Linked DNA regions of Mus musculus: regions 1, 3, 4, 5, 6 and 7 are each linked to region 2. A link is a loop called in an ENCODE intact Hi-C map of the cell type or tissue named here. Cell type or tissue: heart. All regions are shown on one strand. Region 1 has its middle 46 kb from the start of Chst1. Region 2 holds the start of Gm13816 (a long non-coding RNA gene). Region 3 overlaps Chst1 (carbohydrate sulfotransferase 1). Region 4 has its middle 26 kb from the start of Slc35c1. Region 5 holds the start of Chst1 (carbohydrate sulfotransferase 1). Region 6 overlaps Gm39880 (a long non-coding RNA gene). Region 7 holds the start of Gm32413 (a long non-coding RNA gene).

Evidence for each region. Hi-C counts contacts between places; a loop is a spot of excess contacts. Peaks named below come from ENCODE experiments on the same cell type or tissue, not always from the same donor. Only the 100,000 strongest peaks of a DNase experiment are listed, where the experiment ranks them.
Region 1: a loop joins it to region 2, with 4 times the contacts of the local background. A loop is called at or near these places in 2 of 42 quality-filtered maps.
Region 3: it touches region 2 in a loop (3-fold over the local background); 6 of 42 quality-filtered maps call a loop at or near these places.
Region 4: it touches region 2 in a loop (2.6-fold over the local background); 3 of 42 quality-filtered maps call a loop at or near these places.
Region 5: a loop joins it to region 2, with 4 times the contacts of the local background. A loop is called at or near these places in 5 of 42 quality-filtered maps.
Region 6: a loop joins it to region 2, with 3 times the contacts of the local background. A loop is called at or near these places in 5 of 42 quality-filtered maps.
Region 7: a loop joins it to region 2, with 5 times the contacts of the local background. A loop is called at or near these places in 5 of 42 quality-filtered maps.

What each region holds. Positions count from the first base shown.
Region 1 is chr2:92,643,853-92,647,852 of GRCm38, reverse strand. No RefSeq gene overlaps it. Among named protein-coding and RNA genes, the nearest start is that of Chst1, 46 kb to the right of the region's middle. In heart, a CTCF peak has its summit at 2,285; a DNase peak (open chromatin) is centred at 2,392; H3K27ac peaks cover 432 bases.
Region 2 is chr2:92,741,091-92,745,090 of GRCm38, reverse strand. Gm13816 (a long non-coding RNA gene) reads right to left here and starts at 2,861. Exons shown (of 2, transcript XR_866546.2): 1 at 2,415-2,861. In heart, a CTCF peak has its summit at 1,791 (motif pointing right); DNase peaks (open chromatin) are centred at 1,780 and 2,930; H3K27ac peaks cover 1,575 bases.
Region 3 is chr2:92,607,508-92,611,507 of GRCm38, reverse strand. All of the region lies in intron 1 of Chst1 (carbohydrate sulfotransferase 1), which reads right to left. Among named protein-coding and RNA genes, the nearest start is that of Chst1, 9.8 kb to the right of the region's middle. In heart, a CTCF peak has its summit at 2,405 (motif pointing left); no DNase peak of the experiment used is centred here; H3K27me3 peaks cover 1,285 bases.
Region 4 is chr2:92,483,893-92,487,892 of GRCm38, reverse strand. No RefSeq gene overlaps it. Among named protein-coding and RNA genes, the nearest start is that of Slc35c1, 26 kb to the right of the region's middle. In heart, CTCF peaks have their summits at 1,281 (motif pointing right) and 2,087 (motif pointing left); DNase peaks (open chromatin) are centred at 782, 1,302 and 2,072; H3K4me3 peaks cover 1,715 bases; H3K27me3 peaks cover 3,215 bases.
Region 5 is chr2:92,595,728-92,599,727 of GRCm38, reverse strand. Chst1 (carbohydrate sulfotransferase 1) reads right to left here and starts at 21. Exons shown (of 3, transcript NM_023850.2): 1 at 1-21. In heart, a CTCF peak has its summit at 2,271 (motif pointing left); a DNase peak (open chromatin) is centred at 407; H3K4me3 peaks cover 777 bases; H3K27ac peaks cover 421 bases; H3K27me3 peaks cover 3,497 bases.
Region 6 is chr2:92,808,814-92,812,813 of GRCm38, reverse strand. All of the region lies in intron 1 of Gm39880 (a long non-coding RNA gene), which reads right to left. It overlaps Gm32413 (a long non-coding RNA gene), which reads right to left. Exons shown (of 2, transcript XR_374794.3): 2 at 1,095-1,626. Among named protein-coding and RNA genes, the nearest start is that of Gm32413, 3.9 kb to the right of the region's middle. In heart, a CTCF peak has its summit at 1,650; no DNase peak of the experiment used is centred here; H3K27me3 peaks cover 1,616 bases.
Region 7 is chr2:92,803,269-92,807,268 of GRCm38, reverse strand. The region is part of intron 1 of Gm39880 (a long non-coding RNA gene); the gene reads right to left. It overlaps Gm32413 (a long non-coding RNA gene), which reads right to left and starts at 382. Exons shown (of 2, transcript XR_374794.3): 1 at 123-382. In heart, no CTCF peak of the experiment used is centred here; a DNase peak (open chromatin) is centred at 2,269; H3K27ac peaks cover 733 bases.

The sequences.
Region 1 (4,000 bases), 97 kb after region 2:
CATATCATTTGAGTTCTTTTGTGATTTGGTTACATCACTCAGGATAATGCCCTCCAGGTCCAACCATTTGCCTAGGAATTTCATAAATTCATTCTTTTTAATAGCTGAGTAGTACTCCATTGTGTAAATGTACCACATTTTTTGTATCCATTCCTCTGTTGAGGGGCAAATGGGTTCTTTCCAGCTTCTGGCTATTATAAATAAGGCTGCTATGAACATAGTGGAACATGTTTCTTTCTTACTAGTTGGAACATCTTGTGGTGTTCTTGACCACTCTGGCTTGCTCAGTTCTAGCCCCACTCTTTCAAGAGACTCCCCAAGCTCCACCTGCTGTTTGGCTGTGCGTCCCTGCCTCTGTTTCCCTCAGCTGCTGGATGAAGCCTCTCAGGAGACAGTGATGCTAGGCATAGCTGAGTATCATCAATAGTGTCAGGGGTTGGCTCTCTCACATGGGGTTGCTCTCAAGTTGGGGCAGTCACTGGTTAGCAGTCCCCCCATTCTCTGCTCCATCTTTATCTCTGTACCTGTTGTAGGTAGGAAAAACTTGGGTTGAAGGTTTGTGGGTGGGCTGATGTCCTCCTCTTTCCACTGAAAGTCCTGCCTGGCTGAAGAACTCAGTGTTGGGAGGACCGAGGTCTTGGTCTCAGCACATCTTGTCTCAAATCTCAAATTGTCCTTCTAGGATAGCAATTGTGTGGCAGACCCAAGGCCAGCTTTGTTTGGAGAACTAGCTTCCCACCCCCAAGTCACACCCATGGGACTCCTTCATGTGCAGGTTACCATGGTAACCTGAAATTTTGCTGAGGCTACATACAGAAGGTCATGAGTCTCCCCTAAAGAAGGTGGGAGAGGAGCAGAATGGTTTCTGGGGTTCCCCACAGATGGTCCTCATATCTTTCTGCTTGAAGTCCATGAGTCACAGGGTCACACAAGTGGACTGAGGCTCAGAGCAGAAGTGAAGCCCTAGCTATCCCATCTGGGAAGAAGGGCAGTATTCACTGTGACCTTCCTGCCATGCTTGAAAGCCCAAAGTCCCTCATCCCACCTGTTATAGTCACAGTGTCTACAAGGTCTGGACATAAGTGTACAGCACACACAGTCTTATCAAAAGCTCTCTGAAGGGCCAGGGAGTACATACCTCCTTATTTCTGTCGCACAGATGGAGAAACTGAGGCTGCAAGAAAACAAGCCATTGGCCCAGGCCACTGATTAGCAAGAAAAGTTTCCCTGTCCTTGCCACCATGCTCTGCTCTTGCAGTCGATAAGGACTGAGGACCCAACAGCTGCCTGTCCGTTTCTCTGCTTGAGAGCTCACTGCTTAACAGAGCAGCCTGATGGGGAGGTAGCTTAGTCATAAAGTACCTGCCCTACAAGCTCGAGGTCTGAGTTCTGATGTCCAGCACCTATGTAAAACATTGCATGTGACAGCATTCTTATGTAGCCCAGTACTAGTGGAGTAGGGGGGCTGGGGTTTGCAAAAACAGGAGGGTCCCTGGAGCTCATTGGCTATCTGGCCTAGCCAGTTGGAGAGCTCCAAGATCAGAGAGAGACAGTGCCTCAAAACTAATGTGGGGAGGGATCAAGGAAGACTCTTAATTTCAACCTCTGCTTTCACACATGTGTGAACACTTACCTACAGAAACATACATATACCTCACACACACACAAACAAACACACATACACACAAACACATACAAAGAGCTCAGTTCTCTGCAACACAGGGTGGATGAAAGACAGAAAGTCTCCCACGAAGCAAGCAGAGCAAGGATCTCTGAGCACATGTCCATTAGAATGCCTACCATTTGAGGAGCCTGCGTGACCACAGCCCCAATGGGTGACACTTCACCTCCAACATCCTAGAATAGCTCTTACAAACCAGCAACCGCTCCAGGCAGGGCTGTCAGCTACTAATGAATTGATGGATTAGTGTATTAGTGTTCAGGGCCCATCCTGCAGCCAGATTCCAGCTCAGTCTGAGAGCAGGGTTGGGGCTCTGTCAATGGCAGGGCCAGGGGCTGTGTATTAAGCCAAGGTCGAGGTTGTCTGCCATCTGTGCCCAGGTCAGAGATCTATGGACAGACTCTCTGCAAAGAAAAGCTTCCAGGCACTTCCAGGAGTCACTGCAACCTTGGCCTCATTAGCATATAACTTTTACCACCCAGCTGGGCCCATCTGGCTTCTTATTAACACAAACCGGAGTTAGAAAAGCAGGTTCTGGGGAAGAAGAATCCTGCCCAGGTGAAAGAGCTTGCCTGCTGGGTATGCTGTGCCTTCCCAGCTCTGCAGCCAGGGAAACTTCCTGCATTTCCTTTCTGCTGTGGCCTTTGTCCCTCCTTGGGATGGCTACATTGCAAGGCTTTGGCTGGCGGCCAACCCACATTTCCTGTTGGGAGGCAGGTAGGGGGGCAAGCTGGGAGGGAAGGAAGGACTCCATGGGAGAGAGGTGGGGTGGGAAGCAAAGGGACGTGATGCAAGACCCAGCTGTGTCCAGCTGTGTCCAGCTATGAGACCTGCTCTTCCCTGTGGTGGGGATGTTCACTGCTCCCTCCGTAGGCTTCCACAGCTTCCCCAGAATGAGTCCAAATCCCATGACCGACACTTCCAGCTGAAGCATTCTTTCCTCCAGGAAGCCTGCCGGGAGCCCTCCGTGTGTAGTGGCAGTGTCCCACTCACCTTCCCCATAAGAGCTGTGAGTGGTGAGCTTTGAACATCCCCATCTGACTGGGAGCTGTTTGAGGGCAGGGCCTACATTTAGGTCAGTAACCCCAAACATGTAGCACATTGCAGATAAATGCTTCCTTATTGAGTGGGAGGCTAGACCCACAGAGGAACGAAGGCATGGATCAAAGGATGGGCCGGGTCTTCAGTAGAGTCCACAGGAAGATGGCATGCCAGAGTTTTAACAGGTAGGATGTTTACACAGGATCCACACTGTGGAAGGAAAGGAAAAAAAGCAGGGGAGCACAGGCTGAAGCCGAGCTTTAGGGAGCCCACTGTGACTGCCCCCCACCCCCCACCCCAGAGAACTCTAGGGTAAGATCAGCCCAGACATGCCCTAGAGAGTCAGGGTGCCCGGCCCTTTAGGTTCCCATGCTATCAGTCACTGGATGCAGGCTGCATTGGGAAGGGCTTGCTCTTGGGCAAGCAGCTCTCTGTGGCTAAAATAACAGCTGAAAGAACAGACAGTAAAGGACTCTTTGACGCTAACACTGCTAGCCATTGAGAGTGGAAGTGCTTCATCACAAGGGAACCCAGGCAACACCATTGTGTCCTCCACAGATGGAGATGGTGCATAAGGGATGAGGGAGAAAACCAAGGTAGGCTAGATGAGCTAGATGGAGAGAAGGTGAATTTGTACAGGCCTGAATACATGTGTGATGGATGAATGGAAGGATGGACAGAAAGATGGTAGGAGAATGGGTGTCTAGATGATGGATGGATGGATAAATGGGTGGGTGGGTGTATGGCTGCATGAATGATAGATGAGTGGATCCGTTCATACATGAGTTGATGCGTGATGGATGGTTGGGAGTGTGATTGGCATGAATGTGTGGATGCACAGATAGATGAAGCTTCCCAACATCACTTGTTGAATAGCTGACTCTCTACTGCTCACCCAGGTCTTCCCTTGAGCAGATTCTAAGAAAGAGCTCAGACAGCAATCTCAGCAAGCAAAATGGCTTGAGTGTGACAGGTTAACTCTCTAACGTCAATGCTGGCACATAGGGGGCCCTTGGGGACTCTTGCCTGTACCATAGCAAAGGCTTGTGAATGATTAAGGTAGAAGTGACCACAGAAGCTTGACGGGGATGGGAGACAGTGAAAACACAGAAAGCCCATGCACAAATGCCCTGGGGTCTGCCGCTAGTGGCATGGGTCCCTCTGTGCCCCAGAGGAAGTGCAACTTGTACCTACTTGGACATATCTTCCTTTTCCCACAGCAGAAACATCCCACCCCAACCCTGCACATGGGCAACACCCGTCACATCACCCTTTCAC
Region 2 (4,000 bases):
CCCAGGGACTAAACCACCAATCAAAGAGTACACAAGGAGAGACTCAAGGCTTCAACTGCATATGTAGCAGAGGATGACCTTGTGGGACATCCATGGGAGGAGAGGCCCTTGGTCTTGTGAAGGCTCGATGCCCTAGTGTAGGAGAATGCCAGAAAGGGAAGCAGGAGTGGATGGGCTGGTGAGCAGGGGGAGGGGGATGGAATAGGGGGTTTTCAGAGGGGAAATGAAGGAAGGGAATAGAATTTGAAATGTAAATAAAGAAAATATCTTTTTAAAAGAAGAATTGGAACTGTGACCAAGCTAGGTCTGCCTGGGTCATCATGGGTCTTGGAACAAGTCTGAGATTCCCACTCACTGGAGGTCAATGTTAGAGAGTTCCATGGTCAAAGCATTAATGTGCTTTACAAAACAAAGTAGCAGTGTGTGTGTGTGTGTGTGTGTGTGTGTGTGTGTGTGGCCCAGCCACCAGACCAGGGGTCCAGACAGGAGCTTCAGAGTCAGATAGAATAACATTTCCCAGCCCTGCCCCTTCTTGGCCATGTGTCCTCCTGAAGCCATCCTAACTGTGTCGATGGTAGCTGCTCTGTGCATCTAATGCAACCTCCCACAAAATTCAAGTGCCTTGACCTTCACTGTGCAGGCTATGTAATGGGGGGAGGCTGGAAGTGGCAGGGAAGTAACAGGAGGATCTCTGCGATGTGACAGCCAACATCCTGGCTTAAAAAACCATGGTGACAGCCCCTTTCTCAAGGGAGGAAGACACCTGATGTCCTGGACACCTGATGTCCTCCTCTCGCCTTCAAGTGTAAGTACACAGCTGTGTGCACCTGCACCCCCATGTGAACACACATATACCACACACACAGCTAACTTATTAATTAAAATAAATGAGGAAAATAGCTTGAGACACCAGCGAATGTCTCCCTGGTCCCATAATCCTTCCCTGCTAGTTGGAGCACGCACCTGGCGTTCACTGCTGAGGGCTCAGCTCCCCGCAGCAGCCAGAAAGAAGGCTCTACAGGGATGTTTCCATTTCCTTGTGTTTAGTTTGCTCCCTGGAGATTAGGTAATAATTGCTAATCCTATGGGGAGTATTTGGGGCTTATTGTCAGTTTAGAGCCCTGAGGAAGGCAGCCTCAGCCTCTCTTTTTGTTCTCACATGTGTGTGGAGAGTGGGGTTGACACCACACCCTGGGAAGCCTAGAGACTCTCCAATGAGCTACTACTGTGTCTGAGGGCCTGGGTTAATCTGAGGAGTTGTAAGGAAAGATGAAGAGTTGCCAGCACCGGCAGGAGGGCTGAGGTTAGGTCACTTGTACTTGGGGATTCACTCCAAGTCAGACCCCATTCAGAGGCATATGTGATTGAGTGGGTGGGGATGAGTGGGGATGAGAGGGAGAGGGAGAGAGAGAAGAGAGAGAAAGGAGGGGGACGGGAGGGGAGGGGAGGGGAGGGGAGGGGAGAGAGAGGATGGGCCTAAGAAGAGGGGAAAGGAAATCCCTTCCTACCACCCTCTAAGGTTCAAAACCCATGGAGTAGAAGACAGAAAGATTGTAAGAGCCAGAGGACTGTGGGGCCTGCTGTGAAGGAGCATCTTCCAGCCACGACAGAGCTGCTGGACTCATGCACTCACAGTAGCTGTGATGATTGGCACAAGATCCACACAGGATCAAGCATGGATGGGGAGGGGCTCAGCCCCCACCCCCACCCCGACCCCCACTCCTGACTGGGAGCTACTGTAGGCTGAAGGGTGGGGTGGTGTGGTCACTGGTAGGTTGTCCCTGCTCCAGCAGATGGCCCCACGCCTGTGCGCATACAAGAAGTACTCATTGAACTCATTGAAAAGGAGGAACAACGGTGGGTATAAGGAGAGGGGAAGGGGGGAAGGAAGAGGAAAGGAGGGGAAAGGAAGAAGGAACATGAAGTTAGGAGAAGTGGAGGAACCCTGGAGGAGTTGGAGAGTGGGGACTGAGTGGGGTGTGTGATCTAAATGCATTGATCCATGTATAAAATTACCAAAGCATTTACAAAGCAGAAAAGGGGACTGAGCATGTCAGGGCAGCTCTAGGTCTCCTCCCCCTTCCTCTTCCAGAGTCTCTGGGACTTGTCCTGTAAGGATAGAGAGAGGAAGGAGAGTGTGGTCTCACACCTGGGATGAGCCAGCTCCAAGTCTCCTCCTATGCCTCCTGCTGACAAGTCCCAGGACCTTAAGCAATCTCTCCTCCCTCTTCCCCTCCCCCCTACTCCTCCCTCCATCTCTTCTCCCTCCCTGTCTTCCCTCCATCCCTGATTCCTTCTCTTCCTCCAGGCTCCCCTCCCCTCTCACTTGATTTTCTTTTAGTGAGGAAGGTGGGAGGAGGAGGCAGTGGGACTCACATTCCTTAAGCCCTAGCCACTTAGAGCCCTCTACCCACCTCATCATCCTGGAGAGTGGATGCTGCCTGGGCCCATTTTAAAGAAGCAGAAACTGGGGTCAAAGAAGATGTGGGAGGTCGCCAGCCTCCGAGGGTAGAGGTGCGGTCCCAGTCCAAGTGGGCTTCGGTGCTTTCTCCTTTGGCATTGGAAAATTACCTCTAGAGTTGTAAACACAGGAAACTCCGGGTGTGTGCCGGTGCATGCTCAGAACTGAGTTTTCCTGGGGATTCTACGAACTGTTCCTAAAGAGGTCAGAGATAGCCAGAGAGGCTGCAGCCTGTCCACAGCCACCCACGGTCACCCCAGGACACTGGGCTGCAGCAGTGGCAGGCACAGCAGCAGCCAGGCCTTCCTGCTTCCGGCCTCTGCTTCCTTCCTAGCTCTTCCTCGAGGCCCTGTCCTCCCTGGAGCAGCTCCCACTTTCAGGGACCACACCCTGCAGAAACACTCTGAAACTCCCAAGTGATTCCTGGCCACATTCCTGTGGCTCTTTTCCAGAAGGGCTAGCTTGGCCTGAGGTCATCCACTAGAGCCGGAAGTGCTGCTGAGATCTTTCTCAGTCCAGGAAATGGCTGTGTGGATGGATGGGAGCTGGACTGCAGACAGCACACAGGAGCTCAAATCAGGTCACGTCAGCTGTATGCAGAGACCTCCATCTGATACTTAATCTAGCCTTGCAAGGTTCTTCCATATTATAGGTGAGGAAACTAAGGCACAGAGAGGTTGAGCTACCTCCCGGAGGACACACAGAGAGCTACTGTCCAGAAACTGCAGGTTTTTCTTCTCATCAACACATCTAGAGACTGAACTAGATAATTAATTTATGGGCTCGGGACCTTTTACCAAAATAGCTGGGGTCTTCCTGCCACAGACATCAACAGAAAGCAGGTTGGATTTTCTAGGATCTGGGTTTCCACTCCAGGCTCCATCCTCCCCCCCCCCCCCCAACCATTTCTTCTGTCTCTTCCCTGCTCTGCTTCCAGAGTCCCTGGTCACCTACTTGTACCTCCCTCACAGTACACATAGGTTTAAGTCCCTGCACACTTTCCATGCAATGAATGACCTCAGACAATCACTCATGGAAACTGCTGTAAGGGGCTCTCCCACCAAACTGTGGCCATCTTAATGAAATCAGGCATGCCTACTTCTGAGCCCAATGGAGCTGTGAACTTGGTATTTCTTTCCAGAATGAGGGGCAGGGAAGGTCATTGGACCCTCATCTGAGTATCCAGCCATTAGGATGCAATTTTCTCTAACCTACTCCTGGCAGGTGTCTTAGTTAGGGTTTTACTGCTGTGAGCAGATACCATGACCAAGGCAATTCTTATAACGATGACATGTAATTGGGGCTGGCTTACAGGTTCAGAGGTTCAGTCCATTATCATCAAAGTGGGAACATGGCGGCATCCAGGCAGGCATGGTACAGGAGGAGCTGAGAGTTCTACATCTTTATCTGGAGGCCGCTAGGAGAAATCTGACTTCCAGGCTAGGATGAGAGTCTTAAAGCTCAAACCCACAGTGACACATCTACTCCAACAGGGCCACACCTAATAGTGTCAGTTCCTGGGCCGAGCACAGACAATCT
Region 3 (4,000 bases), 130 kb after region 2:
CCCCATCTGGAGCCTGTATACCTCCCCTCTAAGACACATCTCATGCTTAAGCACACTTGGCCTTCAAACATGCACGTGATTCTGTCCCAGGCCACCCACAAACCAGCACAGGAGGGGCAAGGATAGGAGCAGGTAAGTTTATGAGTTCTGAGTCACAGACTGCATTTTATCCTTTTTGCCATGAGGTCCATGTATTGGTTGGCTCGTGGCTCGTGTGTAAGTTCATGGCTGGTGTGTAAGCTCGCATCCTTTGTATACATCCCTCCCACAATCTGCTGTGTTTCCTGGCTACTCTAGGAGACAAGTGAACCCCTGTCTCCCAAGCAAATAAGCATTGCCATCTTGGGCACCCTGTCATCCCTTACAAACTGTTCTGGTAGGGCAGGAGCCCACCCACTTCCATTGCTCAAATGGAGAATTTAAAGATCAGTCTATGGCTCACATGTGAGAAACATCAGGGGCCTGGGTCCTTCTGGATCAGGCTCAGACCTGTGCTCTCATCCCTTTACCATTGGCTCATTGTCCCCAGGAAGAATGGGGAGCTGCAGGCTCTGCTAGCCTGGGGAAATGCACAGGGTCTGAGCCAAAATGGCCATGCCTACCAGTGTTTGGACTCTGAGGCTCCTATTTAAAATGTAAAAAGCCATACTATGTGCAGAAATCAGCACCGAGTCACCACCAAGAGACAGTTAATAGGGCAAGCGGTCCAGTCCAGATTTTTAGTAAGAGTCTCTCAGTGTGTTCAAAGTCACACAATCTGGACCACACCCATCCTAACCCCTGTGGCAGAGGCCTCTGCCCCGTGGAGGGAAGGCTGAGAGTAATGGGGAGCCCTCTCTACTCAAATCCCAGGTCCCTGACAAGTGCCTCAAGGAATACCAGCCCCCTTGCTTCAGTTGTGAGGTCACTAAACTCAGCTGTGTTTCTTCATAGATGTCTACCAGCAGTCCAGACCAACAGGCACTAACCAAAAACTACATAGGAATTGATACCAAGGAAAGTCAGCACTCCCAAGGGGCTCCCAGTCTCCCACCCTCAGGCTCAGGTACACTGCCTCAACCCCAACCTCAAAGCTAGTATGTCAGCACTTCACAACCCACAGCAGGGAAAAAAGTTGAGGCTCTTTGGGTACAACAGCTTTTCCAAGTCCATGCCCCAAGAAGCGGGGAGAGACAAGATCCCAGCTCAGGCTAGGTGCTCTCCAAGTCATTTTCAAATCTCTTGGCTGGATCTGCTCCTGGCCCATCTCTTACTTCATTCCCTTTGGTTTGCATCAAAACAGCTTTTCTTGACCCTTAGGCCTGCAATTCCAACTTTAAAGACAGAATTACACAATGAGTGTTTCTTCAGAGGAGGGCCTTCCATCTTGCCCAGAAGGGAACAGATGGTTCGAGCTCTTTCTCCCAGTTTCCCTTCCACCCTGAAGAAACTCAAAGCCAGGCCTAAGGTGAGGGGACTCCTCAAGCTTCAGAGGGTACACTGTGGTCACCAGCTTGCAGCCTGGCTGAGTGCCATGTGCCCACCTTCCAGGAGGGCAAAGCCAGAGCATGAGAACAGGAAGGAGGATGTTGGAGCCCCTGAAAGTGCTCTGCTCTCCTGCCAGCCTGGCACAGCCAAGCCCAGAGCTGGCCAAGGGTCCTTGGTATGCTGGAGGCATCTGCCCTGGAAACCAAAGGCCCTGGAACCAGGTCCTCTGGTTCCCAGGCAAACCTTGGCCTCTGCAAGAGATTTCTCAATGCCCTGGTCCTCCCAAGCCAGACTTGGGGGCCCACGACCCTTCCTGGGCTTCTGTTATGGCCTCCCTCATTACTGGATCAAACCTTGGGCATAGGAGCCCAGAATCCCACCTTTTTGTTAGAAGACAGAGGACCTGGTGGCCAGCCTGGAGATGGCTTGGACTGCAGCTCTGTGGTCAGGTTGGGAGTGGAGAATGCTATACAGGGAAGCTCCAATCTGCAACTAAGGGCTCAAGCCTGCAGGTCAGAGGCTAAGCACACACTGGCTAGGCACCAGTTGGGCCTGAGCTTCACTTCCCCTGTCTATAAAGGTGGCCTAACCAGATCATTGTTTGCTAACTGACTTGATGCACTTATTCATGCCCAGCATTAGGACAAGATTCTGCTTTGTGTTTGACAAGTGACCTCTGACAACCTCTGACACCAGCCCCATGGAGCAACCCAGCTCCATTGTTTACCTGCTGGGAACCTTGCCTAGATTTCTGAATTTTGCTTTATGTCTTAGGGAAGCACCTCAGAACTAGTTACCTGTTACCCTTAGAGTCTGTTCTAACAGAGAGAGACCTCTGTAGGGCTTTACCCACCACTCCTCCTTCCCAAACCACTTGCCCTGCTAGAATTTTCTGTGCTAGGCTATTGTGATGGTATTTCTGCTTCCCTCTAGTGGCTAGAACTGGTAGTACAGCCTCCTAGCTCTCATCTTCTTACTGTGTGAGGAAGCCAAAGGTGCCACGGTGGGTGGAAGTATGATGCTGCAGATTGCAGTGAAGAGGGATGGTGGCTTCTGAGCCACGGAGATACTCTTCCTCAGCTGCACACCAAGAGGCAAGCAGCAATAGGCAGTCTGGCTTTACCCCTGCACGGCCCTCACGCTGCCCAGACTGAAGAAGCAGTGTTGAACAGAACACCACTAACAGGAGTGGCCTGCAGCTTCTGCCTGTCCCTAGATTGAGTGACACTGTGTGTCAAGACCTAAAGCTCTTTGTACCTGGGGTTTTCCTCCAAAACACTAACAAGGACCTCTCTGCCTTTGGAAGGACCTGCCCCATGTTCAGGGCCAGTTAAGGCTAAGTCCACCCCAGACAGAGGGAAGCCCTGTGAACTGTGGGAAAGCTCAAAGTCACTCTCCAGAAGAAATCAGTGCTCCCGTGTCTCTGCCATGCCCCACCAACCACCAGACCCAGCCTGATTCCCCATCTGACACTGTCCTCATAGGCCCAAGGACCCAAGGGCTCTGCCCTTCACCAAGTCCCTCTTGCCACCCTATGGGAATCTCAGCAAACCACAGCGAGGCAGTTTACCTTCCCTGTTCCACAGGCTCCTTGGAAACACAGTCCGTCTTCCCAGAAAATGCTTCCTGTGCCCAATTTTGCACACACAATTTGGAATCGTTTTGAAGCTCCTGAAGGGAGGGTGCAGGCTACTGCTCTACTCCACAGAACCTGGGCTCCCTCGTTCCTGACGCTATCATCCTGGGGCTGTCTTTCTGAACGAGGCAGACGATGCTTATGGAAACGAGCCAAAAGCAAACAAAGAAAACCACGTCAAGGAAAACCACAAAGCACGTGTGTCCAACTGTGCACACAACGCATGAACGGCCCCTGGAACCTTATGCACTATGCTAGTATGGCTGCCTGGGAGAAGAGGACCCAAGAGCCTATAAAGCAGTGGGCACAGTCTGCAATGAGCTTTAAGTTTATTTTCTGTGGAAATACAGTGACCATGTACCCATGGAGAGCTGGAGAGGTGTCTGAGGACAGGGTTGGTGACTGAGAACCATCCCTGTCACCTCACCCCAGCCTTGAGGCTTTCTTCTTCACCCCAATGACACTGCTTACCAGCCTTTCTCTCCACCCCACCCCCCTACCCCCAACTTTCAACACATCTTGTCAAGACTTCCTTGTCTTAGCACCAAGCATTAGCCCTGCTCAGGTGGACGTGAGGACCTGTGATTGGCTGCAGACTGCTGAGGTGGCCTCAGAGGGAGCTGGGAGTTGTGCAGGGAGTGGCTGAGGCTAAGCTTGCACAGGTGGCTTCTTTCTTCAAAATGCTCTTAAAGCGGCATGGGGAGCAGGGAACAGAGAGCCGGGGGAACATGAAGCTGAACATCCACTACCTGAGCAAACCCAGGACACAGAGATTCCAAGGCACCAGCATACTATGCAGACATCCAAGCAGGGGACAGAGGACTTGGGCAGGGAAGAAGTTAGCTAGATGGTAGCCTCGGGGAAACCACACGTTTTAACCTGCTTAGCCAGCCCTGA
Region 4 (4,000 bases), 260 kb after region 2:
GATGCAGGGTGCCTACCCTCCCTGTTGTGCCTTGGCAAGAGAGAGGTCGGGAGGCTCACAGGGCACCGTAGCCATCATCAATGCAACAGAGCCTTTGTAGGCAGTCAGTCAACAAATTCGTGAACTGCCTAGACTGGCACTCAGTGGCTCTCAAGGCACATGTCCGTCTGCTGAGAAAGTTGGGGAAAGCACAGGTTCCATGTTGGTGGGTCTAAGCAGAGCCTGGAAGTCATTTCTATGAAGACCCCACTGGGTACAAAAAGACCAGATGAGTCTCTCAGCCTTCAAACACTACTTTTGCATCTGCAAAATAGCAATCCACCTGCCATGTAGACTGGCAGGGCTGGGACGTGGGATGCGGTGCATGGCGGCCTAGCCATTGCCCTTCATCCACCCTACGCTCCCCAACTCCCTGCCTCCAGGAAAGAGCTCACAGTCTGGCAAGTATTGCTGCATTTCCCATTAACGGCCCTAAACGCTCCCTGTAATACCGTTGATGTGATCCCCAAGACTCAATTACAGTTATCAGGCAATTAGGCGCACCACAGCGAGGTGATTGCAAAATTAATGCCGGCCCCATCCAGCGGCTTTGGATCTTCCCATGATTCCACCATCCCACATCTGGGAGATGACAGCTGATCTCCCTAGGAGAAAAACTGTTCTTAGGAGAGAACCCTACAGCTGAGAGCCCTCACTTGCTGAGGGGCTGCAGAACAGGTAAAGTAAGGCAAAGGCAAGCAGGCTGAGCTGGGCAGCTGTCCATGCCTTCCTGACTGATATCATCCCCTTTTAGAGAGAGAAACAAGTCCTCCCTGCCTTCAGTTGTTAGGAAAATAGTCTGTGTGTTGCCTCACTGGGTCTCCAGGGGCTCCTGTCTGAGCCTCTGTGTCCTCAGCTGGGAGGGACAGGGATAGTAAGTCATGGCCAGCCTGTGAATTGGACCAGAGGGCAGTATGAAAGGGGATTCGGAGTTTGCTGTGGACAGCTCCATGTCTTAGTGACCATCTGCACCCTCAGGGGACACTTCGCAGGTCTCTGTCCTTGGGTGACCATGGCACAGTCGTGTTTAACCCCCTTTGGGAGACAGAAGTTTGCAGGTATCTGGATGCATAGAAAGGAGAATCAACTTCTGAATGTGGATTTAAGTGAACTTTGACCCGTACTGTTAATGAAAACAAGGCACACACATGCATGCTCACTGGTGACACCTTAGAATCAATCCCCTAGCCTCCAGGCTCAGCCCCACCAGACCCTTTGTAGTTGAGCCTGTGGTTCCACAACTGTCCACAAGACGGCGCTCCCACTCTAGTAGTCCCCGGACCCTAATGCATTGCTATTCAAAACGGAGCCAGGACTTGGTTGTCAAAAGAGAGAAAACGCGGCTGCGGAGGGGAGGGCGAGTGTTCTAGCTCCCACCCAGTGATCCCTGCCCTATTTCTTACAGCGAATTATGGTCTGAAACAGGGAGTCGGGAAAATCTGTAGTCACCATCCTGTTTGGAGCTTAAAGACAAGGGAAGCCAAAGTTATGAAAAGTGAGTTTTCGGGTTTTTCAGACGATCCCTCAGTTACTGACTCTGTGGCCACAAGTAGATTACGTAGCTTCTCTATCCCTCTGTTTCCTCAGTTCCTCCCCAGTTTCTGTGCAAACCCACTTAACATCTACAAGTGTCTATATATTCAGATCACTGGCTGCTTTCCTAATGCAGGTCTCATTTCAGCAGCGACACACACACACACACAGAGGCACACACACATAAGCACAGGTACACACACAGAAGCACACATGTGTGCAAATTAACATGCACACACATGCACAGGTACACATATACACCCAACAAGGCCTCCCTGACCCTCTCTGCTGATACTTCTTGTGACATGAAACCGTCACATTGCTTGGGAAATTTGTTTTGTATGTTGATTTAGTCTTCTCCTGGACGGCGCACTTTTAATGGAAGTAAGACCTGAGTGTCCTCGTCCCTGAAAGGCGAGGACGCGCATGATATCTGGTGGATCCCAAAGCCCAGGCAATCTCTCCCGCTCTGCCCAGCCGGCGGCGGCTTTAGCTCTGTGCTGGTGCTGCCCTCCAGTGGCGCTGGGCCCATGACACCTGCTTTTTTTAGTGTCCAAGCGTAATCTTTTCATCCCCTCTATCTACATGGGTCCACCACTAGCCCCGAGGCTCTGTAGAAAGTGGTGGAGAAGGTGGGACCTTGTCTCCCAATGATCATCTCACCTAAGTCTGAATTGCAAGCCCCTGAGAAAAATAAGCTTAATGTCAGAAGACCCCTTGGGGCCGACTTAATAAATACGGTGTCTGTCTTTACATAAAACCCTGCAGGGGCCAAGCCAGTCTGACTCTATTTTACTGATGAAACTCTAAGACCCAGCATCATACAAAGATAAAATTGTCTGGCCTGGGACTGAAGAGATGGCCCAGCCGTTAAGAAAGCTTGCTGTTCTTGCAAAAGATCCAAATCCGGCCCTCAACATTTCCGTCGAGCTACTCACGACGACGATCTGGAACTCCAGCTCCAGGGCATCCGACACCCTCTTATAGCCTCTACAAGCACACACAAACACGAGGCATACGAAGAAATAAAAAATAAAAAATTTAATTGCCTGTCCTAAAGGACCTGAGAACTCGCTCCTCCACCCTCCACCTTCCAGGCACAGGGCAGCTGCACCTTGTGCAAAACCGCGGCCGCATAAACCGGTCCCTGGAGTGGTATCTTTCTTCTGTAAGACTGCCATTTCTTTTTCCCCTCGACATTGTCACTAAATATTTCACTGAGGATCTGCAGGAAATTAGGGCGGGCCGTCTTCATAGGGTCAAGTCGCATCTTTCTTTCCAGAGTTATTGGTTTTTCGGGCCACCATTTCATCACTTATAGAGCGCTCAGATGACAACGTTACAAGACACAGATAAGAGATTCCCATGTCGGTGGCTGTGAATGTGGGCAGTGGTAAGCTGGGGCAGGATTCGCTCACAGAATTTACAAACTGCGACGCGCGTAAAAGAGAGCGCATGCGCTGCCGCTTTGCCTATGGCGGGTTTGCAGTCCCCATTTAGTAACCCACTTGGCGCCTCCAACTCACGGAACTTGGGCAACGCTTGGGAGGCTGTTCTGGTGGTTTTGTTTGTTTGGTTTTTACAGAGACTATTGCTTTGTGATCAACTTCACTCAAGCAAATTACACAAAGCCACATAGTTTCGGTTTCAGACAGGTCTCACCCTACTGCGTTTCCCTGGTTCTGCCCTCACCACCATCACCACCACCACCACCACCACCACCACCACCACCACCACCACCAGAGGAGGTGGGATAAAGAAGACTAACTTAGCAAATTCCAGCCAATGCCAGGCCGTGTGAGAGTTGGCTGTGACTGTGTCCCCTGCATATAATTTGGTTGGCCCAGCTGTCAGGACAACTGGTGATGCTGCACGCTGAAGAAGGGGGGCCACCCATCCCACCTGAGGGGCCGGAAGGGGCTTTTGGTTCGTGTTGGGTGGGGGAGGATAGAAAGAGACCATAGGAAGAGAGACAGTCTGAGTTTGAAGTATGTGTAGGGTTATCTACGTTCCTACACTGCCAAGAGGGGCTCCTCAGCCCAGCCTCTGGGGCTTGGCCCTCTAACCTTCCCAGGCTAGCCCCAAAACAGGGCACTCTAGGGAAGAAAAGGGACAGGCAGCCAAGCCAAACTTTGAACCAACTGGTTTTGCTTGCATATAACCTTGAACAAACCTCTCTGCAGACTCTGTCTCCCTGCACCTCAGTTTCTCCCTCCCTCTTTAGAATGGGGAGAACAGTATCATCTGCTCCCCAGAATAAAGCAAACGAATCACAAGAATAGCCCTCCTAAGGGAGGGCAGGAGCCCGGCTCTGACTTCTCACCTCTGAACTGGGTCTGCCTGAAGGGGAGATGGACCAGCTCCAGGGGCCTCTTCACTCTCAGCTGCCCCAATTAGCCTGCTCCTCCCAGCTGCCCCCTTCCCAACA
Region 5 (4,000 bases), 150 kb after region 2:
AGTCAAAAGCAGCGGTGGTTGCTTCAGCGCCGAGCTAGCGGGTGGCAGGCGCTGCGGTCCCGGCTCCACCCCCAGCGCCGCCCGCCCCCTCTCCGCCCGACCCCGTCAGCGCGCGCCCTCCCGCCCCCCCCCCCCCCGCGCAGCCCAGGCCGGGAGCGCCGGGACACCCCCACTAGCAGGGCTCCGGAGCCAACCCACCGGCGGGCCGAGGCAGCCACACCCCCCACCCTCCACCCCGCACCCCCCACCCCCCACCCCCGAGTTGAGGAGGCCAAGCGGCAGCAGCACGGGTACCTCTTGGCCTGCCCTCTCCCCCTACACCCGCCCTAGCGAAGGCATGGCTCTATCTATGCAGCCAAAGCCTCTGGATACCCAAGTCTGGCTACAGCCCCAACCTGACCCTGGCTCCTTTCCCCAGCCAGGGCAATCAGAGACTCCCAAACCCAGAACTGAAGTCGATATTCCACTACATGCCCCTGCTTCTCTTCCATCACCCACAACTAAAGAAATGTTTCATTTGCCCCAGATCCTGTCATCCCCTTTCAGCAGGGGCTGGGTGGAGCTGGCCAGTTAGTCGGACACTAGAGTTCCTTTGCTAGAGGAAGCTTTCCATCCTGCCCAGCCCCTTCCTCCTAGGCTGCATCTGTCTTCCCAGGTAGTTACCAGTCCACAAGCTGCACTTGTGGGACCAGGACAGCGGCAAAGCCCTGGCACTACAGTGGTCCTTCGTTCTCTGCATAAATATCGACTGAGCATCTCCTGCATGTCAGAAGCACCGAACACTATAGCTAGTGACAAGAGAAACATACCCCTGAGCCCTCAGTGTGGCCTGGAGGAAAAATGAAGCCAGCAGAGGAATGCCTGTGGCCCTGAACTGAAGAGGAGGGAAAACCCACTTCTACCATTGGCCACCAAGGTGTCCATGCGCACAAACCCAGACCCCATCCTGACCTGTTTCCCATCTGAAGATGTGTAGGTACTTTGCAGGGCTCTGGACCAAAGGCAGTAGTAGACTTTGTCCAGAGTGGTAGCGATCGTCCAAAGGAGTGGGCTTCCATCTCCACCGTCTCTTACGTCTCCTAGAACACGATCTGTCCATCCGTCTGTCACTCCTGATACGGTGCAGAGAACAACGGGTTTTTTTTTTGTTTTGTTTTGTTTTTTAATGAGGTTATATTCACCTGGAAGTTCTCAGTGCAGAGGAGCCTTTGTGAGTCTGCTGTGTGACCATGTGATGCAGTCCTCCCCCACCCGTGCCTCAGTTTCCTCACGAGGAAAAATGGAGGTGCTTTTTCTTATCTCCTAGGGCAACAGCTCCCATGTTAGCTTGGGTGGATGCTTACTTGTTCGCTAAGAAGGGAATAACATAATGTCTAGGAGTCTCCCGGAGACCCCAAGGGGCATATCTTCAGAAAAGGCTTCACATGGAACCAGATGACGTGAAGACCTCTGCTCCAAGGGTCCCAGTAGGCCACATGGTCATTTGTCTTGGTTACAGTTGCCAACCCCTAACTATAAACTCCTGTCCCCCACCACCTCCTCAGAGAAGACAACTAACATCGCCTTTCCTGACATCCCTGATGCAGCAGCTCCAGCTGCAGCTGTACCCGGCATCCCCCACCCCCACCTCCACCCTCTGCAGCCAGGGCTATAGGGCACCAGACCTCAGCCCCAGCATCACAGGGCTTTAGTCACTTGCCCACCTCCATGGTAAGTGGCTGTGTTTTGACATGACCAAGAAGAGAAAGCTGGCCTTGCAAGAACACTCCAGGTTTCAGGCCCCTCCCACTTGTCCATGGACAGCCTGCACCCCCCCCCCACCAACCCCCCCCCCCCGTCACCCTGGATGAACCAGAACCATCTCTTTCACCTAGGTTAATCCCTGCCTGAATCTCAGCTACCCCAGAATAGTCCAGGCTTAGAAACTCCTCTATCTCCCACTCTCTGATCCCAGCAAGTCATTTTTCAAACTTTGCTATATTTTGGATGGAGAGGACAGTGAGGTTAAAATGTAAAGAACTGGGGAGAAATATATTTAAACTCTGAAAGTAGACACAGACCTGGGTCCTCAGAAGTACTATGAGTCTGTTCCCAGTTACCTGGGGTTGCCCCCATATAACAAAAACATGTTTCTTAGGTGCCTACTGTGTGCAAGGCGCTGTGGGGGAGGGGATGCAGTGATGCCTCCACTAGAAGAGCATATCAGTTCTCAACCCCCATGGCAAACAGCTCACAAATGCGGGTGGCTCCTGCTCCAGGGGTTCTGACGCCCTCTTCTGGCCTACATCCGCATACACAGACACATGCACACGTAGGCGGAGTTTAAAACAAAAGTGAAAAAAAAAAAAAACAAAAAACAAAAAACCCTTTAGAAAGAGTGGTCACTGAAAATTTGCGTTTTTCTAAGTGGCCTGGGAAGTCAGGTGAAGATGCAGCCTTCGAATGTCTTTCAGGAAGGGCTTCCTGGAGAAGGAGCTAACTCCAGGAACGATAGCTGTGGGGTGGACAGGGCATGCAAGGCAAAGGAGGAAACAGCAAGCAGCCTGCCATTTGACAGACAGTAGCTAAGAAGACTGTAGCAATGGCTGACGTCGGGGCTCTCCCCCTCCCTGAGCCAGGCTTTGAGCTCTTCGCCACATGGGGATTATTTTGTTGGAGCCTCAAAAGTAGCCTGATGTGGCAGGAATTGTCGTTCCCTCTTTTAAGGACTAATGAGTCCTGGGATTTGCCCAATTTGCAGAACTGCTTAGCTACTACACAGTAGCCAAGCCAGGGCACCTCACTGGGGCCACACTGGGCCAGCCTGGCTCAAGGATACTTCCTAAGGAGGGACAGGATGCCAGGTAAACCTGAGGATGGGACTTTCAGAGCCCCCAAACATAGAAGCCTCCTTGAATAGAGCCCGCTCCGTCCCCCAAGAATTCAAAACTACGCATTTTCTCCTCTTCCCCGGCCTTCTGGTCTCAGAGGCGATTGGAAATGGGTTAAGGGGTTTGGGGGTTGGCACTGTGGTGCTTCAATCTCTTTCAGGGGTCCATTTGGTGGCGGTCTGGGCCGCCCTCCTTGTCTCTTCAGTCTGTCGTGGGAGACTGATGGCCCGGGGTTTGACTGAGGATGCGCAGCAGAAGGTCTCCATCCCAGGTCTCCCTGGGACACTGACAAGAATACAAGCTTGCAGAGGGCAAATCCCAGCAGTCTTTCCAAGCCCATCGGCTTCAGTACCTATAGCAAAAGTCCTAACCAGACCCCACCCTGCACAGGGTAGGTAGACCCTGCAGGTAGAGGAAAAGGACTCCTGCAAAGAAACGTCACTCTGTGAGTGCTGATGGAGACACTGAGGTCCAAAGAGGGCAAATGACTTACCCAAGGCCACACAGGAGGCACAGTTAGCCTCAACTCGAGTCTATTGCTTACTGAAAGAGCAAATTCATACTCTTCCTGCTTCTGCCTCTGCCCCGCTTCAGATGCGCTCCTTTTCTGGATAAATTGGAGGGAATGTCTCCATGGATAGACGGAAACAAGTGTTTGAAACCTTACCTGTGACTGGACACTTGCTAGGCCCTCAGCATTACAGAATGTGATTGTTCCCTCATCTTCTCTGTGACCAGAGGTTGCCAGCCCTGGTGCACGCATAGCTTCAACGGGACACACCAGCGCTGAAAACACTTGACTGAGCCCACAAAGTACTCCAGTGGAGGCCCCTTGAAAGCTGCCTCTCTGCTATATGCACAGAACTGTGAATTCCTCAGAGGGACACTGTGCTGTTCCCAGACCAGCCGATCAGCAGCCACCACCACCTGTCATCTGTTGTGTTCTTTGCTTCTGCAGAGGGGGCTTGAAGGTGGGTTTCCCTCCTCCCAAGATGCAGGAAAAGTACCACCTTCCCAGTGCCCTGTGGCACAAAGCAGCAATACTATATTAGTCTCCAGTGACCTTCACAGCAAATAGCTTGTCCTGCTGGCAGCTGTAACCTCTAACCTCTGGTCTCAAATCCAGGCTG
Region 6 (4,000 bases), 68 kb before region 2:
TTGGGTCAGAGGCTTCACCATGGCTTGGACCACTGCAATAGCTGCCTTTCATGTAATGGAACACCAGACAAGGTCCATTCGGGAAAGAAATCTCAAGTCTCCATTCCTGCCCCGTTCCCCTCCCGTCGTGCTATGATTCTTGTTACTCTACACCCATCCAACTTTTATCCCATCGCCTACTGTGCCTTCTCTAGGGCACCATCCACACTCAGATCCCTCCCACAGTCCTAATTCCCTTTTCAGTCAAGTTCCAAAGTTAAACAGCATTTTCCCCAAGAAGGCTGCTGTGGCATACCACCTTAAGGAGGTTATTCATCCATCATTATACCTTCTCTATGGATTTAACTCAGTTGCCATAACAAGTAGAGATCTGCTTTTGTGTCTCTGCAAAGGCCACCTTCTCCACAGGAATAGCAGAGTCATCTGGAGGTTTAGGGACATTTGTCGTCCCCTAGGGAGTTAGCAGTGTCTCTATAGTTAAGTCTGGGTTCAGCCATGGCTATAGGCAGGCAGAGGGGAAAATAAAGCAAGACAGAAACAGACCTGTTGTCTTAAAGGCACTGGCTTGGATGAGGCACACACCTTTTCTGCTCAGATCCCATTGTTAGGAATCTCAGGCTGGAAAGTATGGTCTCTCTGGGCAGCCATGTCCACACTGATAACTGTACCTTTCTGGGAGGAAGGCATGCATGGAATTCAGTGGGTATGGAGGAATCTTCTGTTGTGGCCTCTAGGAGACCTTGTGGAGAAGCAGGTAACCCAGGGTTTGGGTGGGTGACTCAAGAACCCCAGGCGACCATCATCCAGGCTGTGAACCATTCTGTGCCTGGTTCTCTGCTGCTCTGTACTAAGGGGACAGTCCTTGGGCTCTCAGTCTCTGTTTTCTCTGACCATGCCTGTGGACTGGGCCTTCTCTAAGATCTCTCTCCTCTTTTGTGCCAGGTCGGTGATAATCAGGCTCATGGTTGAGCACTGGAGCTCAGTTAAGAGCCCCATCAGCAAATAAAAGTCACAGCGCCTCATGGGAGCCATGCAGACAGACAAACCTTCCAGTATCCGAGAAGCGCCTTTGAAGACAGATGCAGAGAGATGTCTTTTTTTTTTTTCATTTTCTTGTGTTATTTTTTTTTGCATTTGATGTAAAATTTGGCAAAGTGTTCAAGACACAAATCTTAAATGTTCCATTAACCAAACGAAACCTCTCGTGACTGGCTGTACTATGTATTAGATGTTATATACAGTAGACCACTACATCAGTAGTTTATGCACTTGAGCTATTTCAGGGTCGTTACATCATGAAATGAAACCTCAAGAAGTTCAATAAAATGTAGAACAATACAATTACAGATGTGTATCATTAAGTTTTCACAAATATTTTAGGAAATACTATCATAGTTTATATAGATATATATAAAACTTGGGAAAAAATCTTAAGTCCTTTTGGTGATATAGCAAGGCAGTATGTTCATTTGTAAAGTGGAAGTCCTGTTAACACGTCTGCATCGTTGACCTTCCAAAGGCTACAAACTGGCTGTTCAGTGCTGAGGCTCTCATCCCAGCTATTTCCTCTTCACATGCAGAAGATTATCTTTGTCATCCTTGACTGTCACAGGCATCCCCACGTTCCTGCCAATACCGGAGTCACCCAATAGGTGTCACTGTGTGCTCTTGAAAGTAATAAAAGTATGCTTAAAAAAAAAACCCTATCTAAAGTTAACTTGGACAAAGGGGATAAAAATCTCATTTGTATTCGAATGAACGACAGCTAATATTTATCCAGCACTTTAAGAGTTGAGGTCACAAGCTGAATTCCCAACACTTCAGGATCCTCATGGTCAGGTGGGGAAACTGAGGCTCTGAGACTCTGACTTGGCTGAGACCACACAGTTAATACACAGCACAAGCAGGATCTAGCCTCATTGTCTCTGCATCTGGAACCTTCCTTTATAACAAAGCCACCAGAGTAAGCTGTACAGGAGTAACTTGTCCACCATGGTCTCCGCAGACAGCATTCTGGGCTTATTTATATCTGTCCCCATTGGGAATGGAAGCATGGAAGACAAAGGATACTCTACTTGGGGATCACTCATGTCGGTCTTCTGTACCTATGGAGAACAGGAACCATCCTCACCTGGAAGGGCAGCTGTCTCTCTCACAAGGGTGGGCAGTGTCCACACTGCTGGTAAGGGCACCACTGGCCACCACTGGCCTCAATGGGAAAAGCCAGTCTCTGCCCCTCCCCCCTGAATACCTTGGCTGCTGTCACCTCCTCTCACTTTCTGGGGATGATCCCACACCCTCATCCCTGATCCTTTTTCCTCTTCCCACCATCAGCTTCTATCAGCCCCTGATCTTTCCAGATGCCAGTAATTCCAAGAAGAGATCCAGTCAAGAGTCAAGCTGCTGCTGCCCAAAGGACCTGGCTTTGCCTTCTTGGTTTCTGTATCATTACCCCGTCCCAAGACAGCAGGTTCTCTCCCAGCTTCAAAGAAAACAGGAGGCAGAGGAAAAGCCTGTGAGTAGAGAAACATAGGAACTTCATTCTCTCTGCCTCCTTGGAAAGCCACATGGCTGTTGGCAAAGCGTGCTAAAGAGCTGGGAAGATGGTTCAGTCAGTAAAGTGTTCATCTTGTAAGGGTAAGGACTGAGTCCAATCCCAGGACCCACATTTTAAAAAAATGCTAGGGGCTGGAGAGATGACTCAGCAGTTTAAGACACTTGCTGCTCCCAGCACCTACACCAAGCAGTTCACAACCACACGTAACTCCAGCTTCAGGGCATCTGCCCTTGTCTGAGCTCTATGGCACCTGCACACACGTGGTTTATGCACACACGCACATAACTAAAAATAAAAGTGCTATTAAAAAAGTGCTAGTCATGGTAGAACACTCTTATAATCCAAGTGTCTAGGAAGGTAGAAACTGATCCCCAGGGCTTACTCTGGCTGTCCAGCCTAGATCACATGGTGAGTCTCAGGCCAGTGACCTGTCCCTCCCCAACCCCCCAAAAACCTAGGAAATGGAAATGATAACCAAGGTTGTATACACACACACACACACACACACACACACACACACACACAGAGTGATTGTGTAAGTATGTGTGTGTGTGTGTGTGTGTGTGTGTGTGAGAGAGAGAGAGAGAGAGAGAGAGAGAGAGAGAGAGAGTATGTTTGTGTGTGTATGTGTGCTGTGATAGGGTTGGACCCTCCCTACTCTTCAACTTGCAAGGCAGCCAGGATTTGGAGTCTGAGAAATGCCTTTTCTCGTCTGTTTTCCAGGGTATCGCTTTTCTTAGGGCAAAAGATTGCTTCAGCCCCTTCTCCCTTCTCCTCAAGCTTGCCTGGCTCATCACAATAACCAGTCACATGGAGAACTTTCTCAGCCCAGCCTCACTGTGGTTCCCATGGCAACCACAGTGGCAGGTCAGATACCTCTCCTTCCCCATCCCTAAACCCAGAGGGACCCGACCTGACTCCCTGAGCATGACAGACAGCTCAGAGGTTTCTCTGGAGCTCAGGAGCTGGAGACTCCATTTGTCACCCTGGCTAGCTCTGTGTGCTTACTCTGAAAAAGTCTCTTAGAGACATACTATCTCTCATCCCCAGACGAGTAGCAACTCTGCTCCTGGATGAGGCTACCCCACTCAGAGCAGGTCACAGCCCACCACTGGACTGGAAGGTGGCGAGAACTCTCCCTAAGAACAGAAAGAAAACAGTCAAGGGTGGTAGGTCCCTGCCAGACCCAGTCTCCAAATCCCAAGGTTGTCAGGGTCAGATGGGCAATGGGATTTAGAGAAGTGGTAGGGGCAGAGGTCATGGGGTAGTTGATGGGCACCCTGCTGACTTTTGCCCGAAGCCTGACGGAAGAAGGCCAGGTGAGCGGGGCTTTGCCAATAAGACCTAAACTCCTGGTTTGCCCTGCACTCAGGTGTCCCCCACCCCTTCCCTACTCACAGCAAGCTGCCTGAGCCTGATGTTTCTTCCAGCAAGGATGCTTCC
Region 7 (4,000 bases), 62 kb before region 2:
AGAGAGAGAGAGAGAGAGAGAGAGAGAGAGAGAGAGAGAGAGAGAGAGAGAGAGAGAGAGAGAGATATGCTAGGGCCAGAGGAGCTGGAGCAGGATCTCCCTCCAGAGTTACCTGAGCCTACCTCCAGCCCTGCCTCTGCAGCTTAGGCATCTTAGCAGCTCTGAGCCATCTCGCCCTCCTGATGGAGGTGACAGCTTCTTGCTCAGGGTGACAGGCATCTGCTTAAGATTGGGGGTGGGGGGAGGGGAAGGCTGTTTCTGCCACAGCAGGGACTTCCCCAGCAGGCTGGCATGAGCTGGCATGGGTTTGAGAGGGCCCATGGTGCTGTGGAGCCAGGACCCCTGCCTCCCTCCCTCTTGGGGTTGAGCAGCCATGAAGCCCTGGCTTTTTCTGTTTCCCCTCCCTTTCCCCTTCCCCTTCCCTCTCCTGCTTTGTCTCCTGGTCTTCCATTGATTTCCTATTTTAGAGAAGTCCCAGCCAGCATCACTACAGACCCAGGCCTCTGAGTCAGAAACCAGTGCTGGTTTTTATTAAAGGCAAAAGAAAAATAATCTGATTTTATGAAAGAAAAACACTGCGTGATAAGCCAAGTGAGTGATCCCCGAGACTAAGATAATATGTTAAACCCTGCATGTACACAGGACAGCCCCTAACCGTTCCCAGCCCCTGGGGAGGAGTGTGAATCTGTAGGAACTGTTCTTTTGCCCCCTCCACCTCCTTCCACCTCCCCCCTCCGACGCCCCCCCCCCCCGCTCTTATTTCTAGGTCACTGTGCCCTCCCCCACTAAGAGCTCCCATGCAGGAAATGCTATGGATTCCTTCCCAGTCCTGAACCTCCATAATTAATGGAATCACTGGTAGCTGTGGAGGATGCCTGGGAAGGAAGGATGCTGGAGGCAGGCAGGGAGGGGTCTCATCTCTCTATGCTCTGCCTCTAGGAGCCAGGTGGTGATCTGAGCCCCCCACCCCCTTCCCCCCAGACCCCAAGGATGCTTCGGCTGAAGGGGAAGAGTCCCCCTCTTAGCTACCTGGAGCTGGTGGGGGAAGCCTCTATCTCTGTGCCCCCCTCCCTCTGGACCTGTCTCCTTCTATAATTCTCTTCTCATCTAGTCTATTAGTGTGCTCCTGCAGACTCTGCCAGGTTCAGCTGCGTCTCTCACCTCGTTTATATTAGAAGAGAAAGTTCTGGCGTGTTTTCCCCTCACCTGAGGACTGAGCACTTCCCTCTTTGAAGCTGCTCACAGCCTCTGATGAAACCCAAGAAAGATTTAAATGATAATGAAATGTCTCTGCTGCCAGGAAAGGAGCGGCCCCAGCATTACTTCCAGCAGCCTGGAAAGCAGGGGAGCTTTCCAGCCAAGGGGTGCTGTGCATGGGTGCCTTCCTTACACTGACTGGCCTGTCTCCTGTATGACCCTGCTTCCTGCTCTGACTGGATTGGTGCAGTTGCCTCCTGACTGATCTCTCCACCTCTTCTGAGTTCAAATCCCATTACTTCTCCCTGGAAGGTTCGGGCATGCAGCCTGAATTGCCCTCACTGGGTCACAAAGGTCCTCCAGCACCTTCTAGGCAGAACAGACAAGAGAGCAAGGCTCTGACCTCCTTTCCTGCAGCCATCCTTTAGTAAAAACAAAACAGGCACCAACAAAACAAAACAAAACAAAACACCCGTCTTCCTCTCCTGCTAAGCGACAGCAAACACCATTGCATTTGTAAACTTGTCCAAGAGAGGTGAACCTGTCCCTATGGGGCAAGGCCCATGAGGTAGCAGGTGACTTCAAGTCCTCACCCTGTCCATTTTCCACCAAGTGCCCAGGACAATGTCACTTTGAGTTTGCTTACCAGCCTGTGAGGCGGGACTGTGCCGGCCACTTCAGAGCTGTTGTAGAGACTGGAGACGCCCCTAAACTGTGAGCATAATTGCTCAGTAATGCTGGCTACTTGGCTCTGTTTCCTAATCTGGGGAGAGAAAGGAAAGATCCATTTGGTTTTATGGAGAACAAAGTGGATGTCAGCCTTGGCTGTTTTATAAACAGTCAGGGGACTTTCAAAAACTACTTTGCTGGGGCTTCACTCCCAGGCCTCTTATGGGGGTGGGGGAAGGTCAAATCTCCCTGACAGAGCAGAACAGGAAGTAAGGTACAAGGGCTAATGATGCAGAAGCCCTCTGGGACCTGCTGGCTTGGAGAGGAGCCTAGGGGAGCTTTGGCACAAGTTCCTGGTGGGGGTGGGCAGAACCCTGCTTGGGCTGTCAGCCCCTCGCTATTAGGACCTCTGGTCAGGAGGGGTCATTGGGGAAGGCTGGTTGTGACTCTTCCTACTACTTCTGAGCACACCCAGTGGACAAAGCAACCTTAGAGGGCAGGAGATGCAGGTCCAACCAGGTTCCTGGCCCAGATCCCAGCCAGTTCCATAGTAAGGCCTTCTCAAGGAGGGTGGGAGCTCTCAGGAGAAGCAGTTAATTGAGGTCAGCAAGAAGGAAGTCTGGTTTTCCACAAGGGAAAACACCTTCAAGTTAATTAACTTTCAGGAAGTATGGCTGGCTCTAAGGTGACCACAGCTGGGGTCTCACTCTGTTCTCCAGTGGGAGATTATGGTGGCCCAAGGGAAAGCACCCTCAGGCATTAGGGACAGCATCTTCCAGTTGCATGCCCCACGCTAATGCATTCATTCAGTCATGGAGAATGTGTAAAATGCCAGTATCTGTGCTAGGGGTGAGGGACAGCTAAGGACAACCAAGAGAGAAAGAAAGAGACTCCTTGTCTTTCCTGAGATAAAATCTCAAGCTCTTCAAATCCAGTCCAAATTCGCTGGACTCTTCGGCCAGCTCTGTTTATTTTTTCTAATGTGTTATCTGGGCATCTCCTACATCTGCCTTGACTCACCTCAGCCTCCCGCTCTTCCTCCTCCACTCTCAGCTCAAGGCCTCGTCGCCTTATTTTTATTTTTTTATTTTTTTGGAAAATAAAGTGAACTGGGGACTGGGGAGCATACAACAGTGTTTGCTTGCCAAGCATGGGGACCTGAATTCCAATTCCTAGAACTTATGTAAAAAGCCAAGTGTAGTCACTGGCACCTGTAACCTCAGTGTGACAGGGGTGTGGAGGCAGGAGGATGGCTGAGGCTTGTGTCTGCAACTTCCCTTTCTACAGCATCATTCCCAGTATACCATGTCATTTCTTCTTTCTAGAAACTGATAGGACATCTCTGGACTCCACTGTCTCCTCTAGAACTTCCCCTACCTTTTTTTTTTTTTTTTTTTTTTTTTGGCTCTTTTCTAAACAAACACCTGCAAGCAAGTCATCTATCAGGGAGTCCCAGGGCTGTCTCTGAGGCTATCTTCCAGTTCTTTTTATCTCTTTTGGTTTCATCCAACTAGTTTTCATCCATCACTCCATAGTACCTGCTCTTGCAAGAGTTGCTAGCTCTTTTCTGGTAAAGACACAACACTAACGTGTATTTACCCCAGATAAGAAACAGATCAAAGTAGGATACCACCAAAGTATGACTTAGTGAACCTGAGTTTAATGGGGTTACTTCCAGAAGCATGGGCAAATCACAAACAGCATCATCGTTGACCCCTTGTCCTAGTGACACCTCACAAAATCTGGATCCCTAGGACTCCTCAGATGACTTATAGGCAATTTCACAGGTGAGTTTCTTCTAAGCAGCTCAGTTGATCTAAATGTCCTTAGCAGTCCTTATTGCTTAAATAACCTTGGAGAGCAAAGAGTCTTGTGCATCTAGTTGGATTCAGGGACTTGCTGAGATTTGTGAGTTGTTTACTTCCTGAGTCTTATTGAACTTCCTTTAACGTTTCCTCAGTCTTTACAAGCTTCCCTTCAGGATAGAATGTTTTAATGGGAGGAAATCACTACACAACCAGTGATCTCAAGGACACCAAGAATATGGTGCTTACATAATTTGATCCAGCTGCAGGTTTGGCATATCTGATCCTTATCTTCCTTTGAAATTTCCCTCCAGTGGGTCCCCAATGTG